2 separate regions of the Homo sapiens genome follow, and region 1 is linked to region 2. Evidence: read pairs that join two places in POLR2A ChIA-PET (ENCODE). Cell type or tissue: PC-3. All regions are shown on one strand. Each heading gives the region's core, and the rest is flanking DNA. Links, peaks and the distances in the headings are about the cores only.

Region 1 (5,388 bases), core at 276-5,275, 57 kb before region 2:
TGGAACCCAAATCAGTACTGGGGCTAACAGTGCTTTTCAGTTTTGTAATTACCTAGAAGTCTTTATGTTGGGAGATCCTGACACATAGAATGTTATTTATTGGTCATATTTTCTATAGACAAAATGTTTTGTCTGGATAGGATAGGCAACTGATGATAATAATTTTCATTAATTAACTCATTCAACAAATATTATTTGAATGCTTACAATGTAGGCACTAGGCAAACAAAAGTGAACAAGAGAGAAAAGAGTTCATCTTTGTAAGCTACCATTCTGGTCTGAATGTATATTTTGATGTTAATTTAACACAGTGGCTCAAATTGTCTAGTATTAGATCATAGGGGAAAAAGTTTCTATAATAATACTCTGTGCTTATGGGTGAATTGCCCACTTTTTAGAGCAAATGAATTCTTTCTAGGTTTGACCTGATCATATGACAGTGTTGTATCACATTGAATTAACACAGCCAGTGAAAAGTAACAGTTCAATTAGTTGTTTCATTAATCCCAAATTACTGGATTTTACTCTACTAAATTGACAAAACCAACTAGTAACATTGGAATTATGTCAGTTTAGCATAAGGCTGTACTTATGTGGAAGATTATGTCTGGAGAAAAAACACTGGCGGATGAAAAGAACATTTGGAGCATAAATGATCCAGTTTGGCTATTGCTTGATTTCACTAGTTTTTTTTCATTGCTCCAATTTTTTTTGGTAATATACATAGCCTCCCTATTTGAGAAGAGATTAACCATGTTAACAATAAAAGATGATATAAAGAAAATTTAGGACCAATGTCTAGCTTTATAAAATTTATTTGGTTGCTAGAGAATAAGTGACAATTCTAGTTTTCATCCAATTTAGTGGTTTTATTGGAGGTGAATATGAAATAGAACATACCTTAAGTTCTCTCTACCTTTCTTGAATGTATTAGTATACATGGTAGGGGAATAACAATCCTAAAAAAGAAGCCACTTTATTAAAGCAAACTTTAATAAAGAATCTGAACATTTTTATTCATATGAAGGCACTAAATCTTTCCATTTCTGTCACCATGAATATTTTTTAAAGTAGTTATTAAGCACCAGTTGGCATATGAGGTTTTAATGAATACATTGTATGTTAACCAGTCGCTGTACCTTCTTCTAAAGAGGCTTCCTTTCCCATGAACTAGTCGAAGATGAATGATAGTCTTTTAAAGAAAAATATCGGCTTAATCTCTGGCTACGCCCAGGGAAATCAGAAACATTTGTCTCAGAATTTAGGCCACCCAGTTCAGTGCATGTCTTGTCTAAAAGTGGTTCAACTTCAAATGTTTCAGTCCTGTCTTATGCATCAATATTTATACTTCATTCATTTCTCAAAATTTGCTGATTAAAAGAGAATGGGGTTAAAGATTAGTGGTCTGGCTCTAGCCTTTCATCTTTGGTATCAGGATACTGGGTTTCTCCAGGTTTGATAGTTTGTGAATGTAGGTCAAACCATCAAAATGTATTAAGTTGAGCTGTATTAAATTGTCATTTTTGTAGGTAAAAAATGGCCAAGTATTGAGGCTATGCCATTTGATTAAGCCTAACATTTTCTGTCAAGAACTAACAAAAGCAAGGCATATACTCTTTCATCCTTTCCTTCATTCTCTAAGGAAGAGGCATTTTTAGTTTATATGTTAGTTTGCTTCTCTTTCTCTGTAAAGCTACATTCTCCTATTGATTCAATCATTCAAAAATCATTCTTTTTTAGAGGTTGGGGATGCAATCGTGAACAAGATACACACCATACCCACCTCTTGATACTTACAGTCTAGTTTCTAGAGAAGTAAAAAGGCAACTTTGTTATGGCAGAATGTGTTAAAGAAGTTCAAGGTCCTGTGAGAGTACTTAGGAGGGGGATACTTAACTTGAAACTGGGAATCCAAGAAAGTTTCCTAGAAGAAGGAACTTCTAAATTAAGAGTGGAAAGATGGTTAGGACTTAGCCAGGCCAATGGGAGGAGTGAGAGTGATTAAAGTAGATGGAATAACATGCAAAGCTGAAAGAGAACCTGATTATTTTTAGTGAACTGTAAGTAGTTTATCTTGACCGGAACATATATGTGAAACAGAAAATGAAATTGGAGAAGTATCAAGAGACTGTAACCGAGAAGGGTCATTTATGCCAGGTTAAGGTGTTTGGAGGCTATCTCATAGGCAATGGCCAGTTATTGAAAGATTTTAAGGGGTACTGGGTATGGCATGATCAGATTTGAATTTCAGTAGAACCACTTTAGAAAATTAGTTTGAGACTATTGCAGTAAAACTGGAAATAGAAGATAGTTACTTGAGATAGGCAATGGCAGTGGTGATAGAGAGTAGCTAAGATAATTTTATTAGGAGTTAAAATCATTAGGCCTGATGGTTAACTATGAGAAGAAAAACAAGGAGTTAAAGATAACCCCCAAGTATCTGACTTGAACAACCGGGTAGTTTCTTTTTAGAGAAGCAGAAAACTGAAGAGGAGGAGCAGGTTGGGAATAGAAGATTATGAGTTCAGTTTAGGACTTGACCAAAGTGTCCAATAAATAGATACACTGGGGAGACACTAGGTAATGGAGCTATAAATTAGAAGCTGTGTATAGATGTAATTTAAGCCAGAAGAGTAGATAGATTCAAACACTGAGAGTTTATAGAATGAGTCAAGATTCTAGCATAATCCTTATAGAACAGAAAATTTAAGGGAAAAGCAGAGGAAGAAAACTCCACAAAAGATGCTGAGAAGTAATTAGAGAGGTAGAAGGAAAACCAGAGGGTGTGTTGTAATGGAAGCCAAGGGAAGAGTGTTTAGCGGAAGGAGTGATTAGCCACAACAAATGCTGCCAAGGGTACAAGTGAGACTGAAGTTCATTGTATTTAACAATAAGGAAGTCATTGGTGACCCGCTGAGAGCAGTTTTTGCTGGAATAGGGGGGTCAGAAACAAATTGAAATGGTTTAGGAGTGAGTCAGAATTGAGCAAGTGGAGATCTTTAAGAAGTCGGGCTTTGAAGGAGAAAAAGGAATATGACAGTGAAAGACTAGAAAGAAACTTCTCTAGAAAAAAATATAATCAAAATGAAAAAACATTCTTGAGTGTTTTGTATATAGAAGGATTTAGTAAGAACATGACAGGTATAACAAGCTCTCAAATAGCAGAGTGAAATGAAAGAGAATTCACAGAGCTGAAAAAAAAACAGAAGACCAACACCATTATAGAACTAATTTATATGGTAATGAACAGATTAGACACGGCTTAAAACAGAATTACTGATGTGGAAGAAAGACTTAAGAGAATCAGTGCAAAAAATACATTAAAATAATTAGACAAGGGATAATATAGAAGTGAAAAGGCTGGTATGTCAGAAAGATATTTGGTATCACTAAAGTAGAAAACAGCACAGAAAATGTAATAAAACACATGATATAGAAATGTATTACATGCATATATATGCATATATATTACTTATATATATTCTGTATAGCCAAATTCAATTAAGGGAAGAAAATATAACCAAACGGTATAATAACCAGCCAAATTGTAATTCGTACATAACGGTAACAGAAAGTTATTCCTAAACATTCAATAACTCAGTGAATATGGCACATATGAAAGCTTATTGGAGAAAAAAGACGATTTGATAAAATACCGATAACCAAAGAATAAATTGGCTGGGCATGGTGGCTCATGCCTGTAATCCCAGCACTTTGGGAGGCCAAGGCAGGCGGGTTACCTGAGGTCAGGAGTTCAAGACCAGCCTGGCCAACATGGTGAAACCCCGTCTCTACAAAAATACAAAAATTAGCCTGGCATGATGGTGGGCGCCTGTAATCCCAGCTACTTGGGAGGCCAAAGTGGGAGAATCACTTGAACCCAGGAGGCGGAGGTTGCAGTGAGCCGAGATCACGCCATTGCACTCCAGCCTGGGTGACAGAGTGAGACTCCGTCTCAAAAAAAAAAAAAAAAAAAAAAAAAGAATAAATTAAAAATATAGAGCTATGGAATGGAAAAGACATTACAAAAGAATAGGTGGAGATTATTGGCTTCATTTAGATATTATCTAAGACTTAACAGTTGTAGGAATTATGGCTATAGAAGCAAATGTAAATGTTATAAAGCCTGAAATATAAAAATAAAAACTAACCAAAATGAGTATGTGGGAAGAAGTGAAAGCTTGCTAATTTTCTTAACTTGTTTAGGAAAGAGTCAATTGATAATGTCTATATTAAACATATCATTATTTAATAATTGAAACTTTTTGTTCTATAATTTTTTCTGAATCTTAGAGAGATATTTTAGAAAACAAAATATTCTATGGTGATAAAAATGTTTAGCTGAACCCAAACAATTATTTTAATGCATTTCAGTTTTTTTTCTTTTAAAGTCAATAATACTTATATTTAGTGCTTTTTATGACAATGTAGCATTCATGTGATTCTAGTTTATTAAACTTTAATTTATTTGCCTATATAGCTATCATTTATCTAGCTAATTCACATATCTAGGTATATTTATGTATATAGAGATACTTGAGATGATTGCCATCTTTTCAGAATAATGTTCACCTAATAAAAAAATGATTATTTTTTGGTGCTGGGAAAACTGGCTAGCCATATGTAGAAAGCTGAAACTGGATCCCTTCCTTACACCTTATACAAAAATCAATTCAAGATGGATTAAAGACTTAAACGTTAGACCTAAAACCATAAAAACCCTAGAAGAAAACCTAGGCATTACCATTCAGGACATAGGCATGGGCAAGGACTTCATGTCCAAAACACCAAAAGCAATGGCAACAAAAGACAAAATTGACAAATGGGATCTAATTAAACTAAAGAGCTTCTGCACAGCAAAAGAAACTGCCATCAGAGTGAACAGGCAACCTACAACATGGGAGAAAATTTTCGCAACCTACGCATCTGACAAAGGGCTAATATCCAGAATCTACAATGAACTCAAACAAATTTACAAGAAAAAAACAAACAACCCCATTAAAAAGTGGGCGAAGGACATGAACAGACACTTCTCAAAAGAAGACATTTATGCAGCCAAAAAACACATGAAAAAATGCTCATCATCACTGGCCATCAGAGAAATGCAAATCAAAACCACAACGAAATACCATCTCACACCAGTTAGAATGGCAATCATTAAAAAGTCAGGAAACAACAGGTGCTGGAGAGGATGTGGAGAAATAGGAACGCTTTTACACTGTTGGTGGGACTGTAAACTAGTTCAACCATTGTGGAAGTCAGTGTGGCGATTCCTCAGGGATCTAGAACTAGAAATACCATTTGACCCAGCCATCCCATTACTGGGTATATACCCAAAGGACTATAAATCATGCTGCTATAAAGACACATGCACACGTATGTTTATTG
Region 2 (5,388 bases), core at 73-5,072:
TACCTACCCTTGGGGTTCCAAATAGGACTTTGGCTTAAAGACTTTTTTCATAGTCTCAGCAGCTCCCCTTCCAAAGGCAGCATGGCACTGTAGAATTTTGACTTTGATATCAGACAAACCTGGTTCCAAAATGCAGCTATAAGCCTTACTAGTTGTCTGAATTTGAGTAAGACATGTGACATTTCTGAGTCTCAGTTTTATCATTTGTTTTATTTCATTAGTTCCATATTTTTATTTATTTATTTTTAAACTTTTAACTTTAGAGGTATATGTGCAGGTTTGTTATGCAGTTAAACTCATGTCATGAGGATATGTTGTACAGATTCTTTTGTTACCCAGGTATTAAGCCTAGTACTCATTAGCTATTTTTCCTGAACCTCTGCTCCTTCCTACCCTCACCCTCCAGTGGGTCCTAGTGTGTGTTGTTCCTCTCTACGTGTCCATGTCTTCTCATCATTTAGCTCTCACTTATAAGTGAGAACATGTGGTATTTTGTTCCTGCATTACTTTGCTAAGGAAAGTGGCCTCCAGCTCCACCCATGTTCCTACAAAGGACATGATCTCATTTGTTTTTATGGCTGTATAGTACTCCATGGTGTATATGTACCACATTTTCTTTATCCAGTCTATAATTGATGGGCATTTGGGTTGATTCCATGTCTTTGTTATTGTGAATAGTGCTGCAGTGAACACATATGTGCATGTGTCTTTAGTATGGAATGATTTATATTGCTTTGGATATATACCCAGTAATGGGATTGCTGGGTCGAATGGTATTTCTGTCTTTAGCTCTTTGAGGAATCACCACACTGTTTTCCACAGTGGTTGAACTAATTTGCACTCTCACCAACAGTGTATAAGTGTAGTTTTATCATTTGTAAGAAGAGGACAATCATATTTATCTTGAAGAGTTCTGCAATCAAATGAGATAATGTTCCCAATGCATCTAACTCAGTATCTGGCTCAGAGCAATTACTGAACAAATGGTAATAGTTATTAATATTAACCAGACTTAACCTTTATGAAACTTTTAAATGGTTCGGTTCTTGGCCCTAAATTGTTCAGTATTTTAAATCAACAGTTTGAAGCATTCTTATCAAATTTAAAGATGAAACAAAACTGAGAAAAACAGCTAACATGTTGGCTGACAGGCTAAGGAGCCATAAAAATCTCAACAACCTTGAAGGATAGGCTGCAACCAGCATGATACAATTAATAGGGATAAATTTAGACTCTAACTTTTGTGTTTAAAGGATCAGCTGAAACCAGACCAAGGGAGACTTTGTTTAATAGTTTATAAGAGCAAGAGAAAGGCTCAGGAGTGTTAGCTGACTGTCAGCTTAACATAAGCCAACTGGGTTAAGGCTGCCAAAATGCTAATGTGACCTGAGGTCATGTGATGGAAATAGAGAGTCCAGAAGGAACGAGATAATCATCCAAATGTCCTTGTGCTGGTCAGATAACATCAAGGAAGTTGTGCTCAGTTCTTGGCCTGCACTTTACAAATGACAGATCTACAAAAAGGTTAATAAGAGGGACAAAATTCTGGAAATCATGTCATCTGAACGATGGTCAAAGTACTAGAGATATTTAGTCTGGAAAAGAGGAGACCAGTCTGGTATAGATTTGGAGTGGAAAGTGGGTGGTATGGAGCATGCCACAGCCCTCAGCTATTTGAAGAGTGTTCATTTGGAAGAGGAATCAGATATGTTCTGCAGTATTTCAAAGGATGGGAGAAACTTTATGACTGGAAATTGTAAGGAAGGGAAATTGTGGTCACTATATGTTAAAGTATACTCATTATAGATGTATCTGCTAGCATTTAAAAGTCTCCACTGTGTACAAGGCTCTCTGCTGAAATCTTCTTATATATTACTTATTTAATCCTTACATCAACTCTGTAAGATGGGTATTATTATCCTCATATAGATGAATAAACTGAGGCTTAGATTGACTAATTGATTTGCCTAAAGCTACACAACAGATTAAATGGTAGAGCTGGGACTGTAACTCAGGTCCTGTGACTAGAAACCCTGTGATTTCTAGCCCTGTGACCTATTTATTATAGGGCTTCCTGAGACACAGGACTTTCATGCTAAAACCAGAACAGTCCATGACAAACCAGAATGGGTGGTCATCCTAATTTTATCATATGTTCCTCTGCACCCCCAAGATGGAAACCTCTGACGCCTGGAAAGCTAGGATTATAGCTCAGCACCTGGCTTTGGCTCAAGTTTCAAAAGGCTTTCCAGAACATTTAACTATTCAAATATGGAAATGGTCTGCACTAAGTGGCAAGGAGCTCCCAATTCCCAGATGTAGTAAAAATGAAGCTGGATTCTACCTGTCAGAATTGTTGAAGATAAGAATTCTCTATTGGGCTTGTCAGTGAAGACCATTTCTGTAGTTTTTTCTATCACTGTCATTCTGCATTTCAGACAGAGAGGTGTCCTTTCTTGGATCCTGAGGAGATCCCCCAGGCTCTTTTTTATTTATTTAACTTTAAGTTCTGGGATACATGTGCAGAACATAAAGGTTTGCTACATAGGTGTATACATGTGCCATGGTGGTTTGCTGCACCTGTCAACCTGTCATCTAGGTTTTAAGCCCCACATGCATTAGGTATTTGTCCTAATGCTCTCCCTCCCCTTGCCCCCAACCCCCTGACAGGCCCTGGTGTGTGATGTTCCAATCCTGTGTCCATGTGTTCACATTGTTCAATTCCCACTTATGAGTGAGAACATGTGGTGTTTGGTTTTCAGTTCCTGTGTTAGTTTGCTGAGAATGATGGTTTCCAGCTTCATCCATGTCCCTGCAAAGGACATGAACTCATCTTTTTTTGTGGCTATGTAGTATTCCATGGTGTATATGTGCCACGTTTTCCTTGTCCAGTCTATCATTGATGGGTATTTGGGCATTTTTTTCTTTTTTATTATACTTTAGGTTTTGGGATACGTATGCAGAACATTCAGGTTTGTTACATAGGTATACATGTGCCATGGTGGTTTGCTGCACCCATCAACCAATGTCATCTACATTAGGTATTTCTCCTAATACTATCCCTCCCATATGCCCCCACCCCTTGACAGGCCCCGGTGTGTGATGTTCCCCTCCCTGTGTCCATGTGTTCTCATTGTTCAACTCCCACTTATGAGTGAGAACATGTTGTGTTTGGTTTTCTGTTCCTGTGTTTGCTGAGAATGATGGTTTCCAGCTTCATCCATGTTGTCTGCAAGGACATGAACTCATCCTTTTTTATGGCTGCATAGTATTCCATGGTGTTTATGTGCCACATTTTCTTTATCCAGTCTATCATTGATGGGCATTTGGGTTGGTTCCAAGTCTTTGCTATTGTGAATAGTGTTGCGATAAACATAAGTGTGCATGTGTCTTTATAGTATAATGATTCATAATCCTTTGGGTATATACCCAGTAATGGGATTGCTGGGTGAAATGGTATTTCTGGTTCTAGATCCTTGAGGAAACGCCACACTGTCTTCCACAATGGTTGAACTAATTTACATTCCCACCAACAGTGTAAAAGCGTTTCTATTTCTCCACAGTCTTTCCAGCATCTATTGTTTCCTGACTTTTTAATGATTGCCATTCTAACTGGTGTGAGATCGTATCTTATTGTGGTTTTGATTTGCATTTCTCTAATGACCAGTGATGATAATTTTTTTTTCATGTTTCTTGGCTGCATAAATGTGTTCTTTTGAGAAGCGTCTGTTCATATCCTTTGCCCACTTTTTGATGGGGTTGTTTTTTTCTTGTAAATTTGTTTAAGTTCATTATAGATTCTGGATATTAGCCCTTTGTCAGATGGATAGATTGAAAAAATTTTCTCCCATTTTGTAGGTTGCCTGTTCACTCTGATGATAGTTTCTTTTGCTGTGCAGAAGCTCTTTAGTTTAATTAGATCCCATTTGTCAATTTTGTCTTTTGTTGCCATTGCTTTTGGTGTCTTAGTCATGAAGTCTTTGACCATGCCTATGTCCTGAATGGTATTGCCTAGGTGTTCTTCTAGGGTTTTTATGGTTTTAGGTCTTATGTTAAGTCTTTAATCCATTTGAGTTAAATTTTGTATAGGATGTAAGGAAGGGGTCCAGTTTCAGTTTTCTGCACATGGCTAGCCAGTTTTCCCAACACCATTTATTAAATAGGGAATCCTTTCCCCATTGCTTGTTTGTGTCAGTTTTGTCAAAGATCCAATGGTTGTAGATGTGTGGCATTATTTCTGAGGCCTCTGTTCTGTTCCATTGGCCTATATATCTATTTTGGTACCAGTACCATGCTGTTTTGGTTACTGTAGCCTTGTAGTATAGTTTGAAGTCAGGTAGCATGATGCCTCCAGCTTTGTTCTTTTTGCTTAGGATTGTCTTGGCTATACGGGCTCTTGTTTGGTTCCATATGAAATTCAAAGAAGTTTTTCTAAATCTGTGAAGAAAGTCAATGGTAGCTTGCTAGAGATAGCATTGAATCCATAAATTATTTTGGGCAGTATGGCCATTTTCCTGATATTGATTCTTCTTAACCATGAGCATGGAATGTTTTTCCATTTGTTTGTGTCCTCTCTTATTCCTTGAGCAGTGGCTTGTTGTTCTCCTTGAAGAGGTCCTTCACGTCCCTTGTAAGTCGTATTCCACGGTATTTTATTCTCTTTGTAGCAATTGTGAATGGGAGTTCACTCGTGATTTGGCTCTCTGTCTATTTTTGGTGTACAGGAATGATTGTGATTTTTTTCACATGTATCCTGAGACTTTGCTGAAGTTGCTTATCAGCTTAAGGAGATTTTGGGCTGAGACGATGGGATTTTCTAAATATACAATCATGTCATCTGCAAACAGAGACAATTTGACTTCCTCTCTTCCTATTTGAATACGCTTTATTTCTTTCTCTTGCCTGATTGCCCTGGCCAGAACTTCCAATACTATGTTGAATAGGAGTGATGAGAGAGGGCATCCTTGCTTTGTGCTGGTTTTCAAAAGGCATGTTTCCAGCTTTTGCTCATTCAGTCTGATATTGGCTGTGGGTTTGTCATAAATAGCTCTTACCATTTTGAGATATGTTCCATCGATAGCTAGTTTATTGAGTGTTTTTAGAATGAAGGGGTGTTGAATTTTATTGAAGGCCTTTACTACATCTATTGAGATAATCAAGTGGTTTTTGTCATTGGTTCTGTTTATGTGATGGATTACATTTATTGATTTGCATATGTTGAACCAGCCTTTCATCCCAGATATGAAGCAGACTGGATCATGGTGGATAAGCTTTTTGATTTGCTGCTGCATTTGGTTTGCCAGTATTTTTTATTGAGGATTTTCTCATCGATGTTCATCAGAGATATTGACCTGAATTTTTTTTTTTTTTGCATGTGTGTGTGTCTCT

The links. Peaks named below come from ENCODE experiments on the same cell type or tissue, not always from the same donor. Only the 100,000 strongest peaks of a DNase experiment are listed, where the experiment ranks them.
Region 1: POLR2A ChIA-PET joins it to region 2 with 5 read pairs; 2 of 35 experiments call an interaction of 5 or more read pairs at or near these places.

What each region holds. Positions count from the first base shown.
Region 1 is chr18:22,819,766-22,825,153 of GRCh38, reverse strand. All of the region lies in intron 2 of RBBP8-AS1 (RBBP8 antisense RNA 1), which reads left to right. All of the region lies in intron 1 of LOC124904263 (a long non-coding RNA gene), which reads right to left. Among named protein-coding and RNA genes, the nearest start is that of RBBP8, 110 kb to the left of the region's middle. RefSeq lists an enhancer at 2,513-3,349. In PC-3, for the core only: no CTCF peak of the experiment used is centred there; a DNase peak (open chromatin) is centred at 2,913.
Region 2 is chr18:22,762,068-22,767,455 of GRCh38, reverse strand. The region is part of intron 3 of RBBP8-AS1 (RBBP8 antisense RNA 1); the gene reads left to right. Among named protein-coding and RNA genes, the nearest start is that of RBBP8, 170 kb to the left of the region's middle. In PC-3, for the core only: no CTCF peak of the experiment used is centred there; no DNase peak of the experiment used is centred there.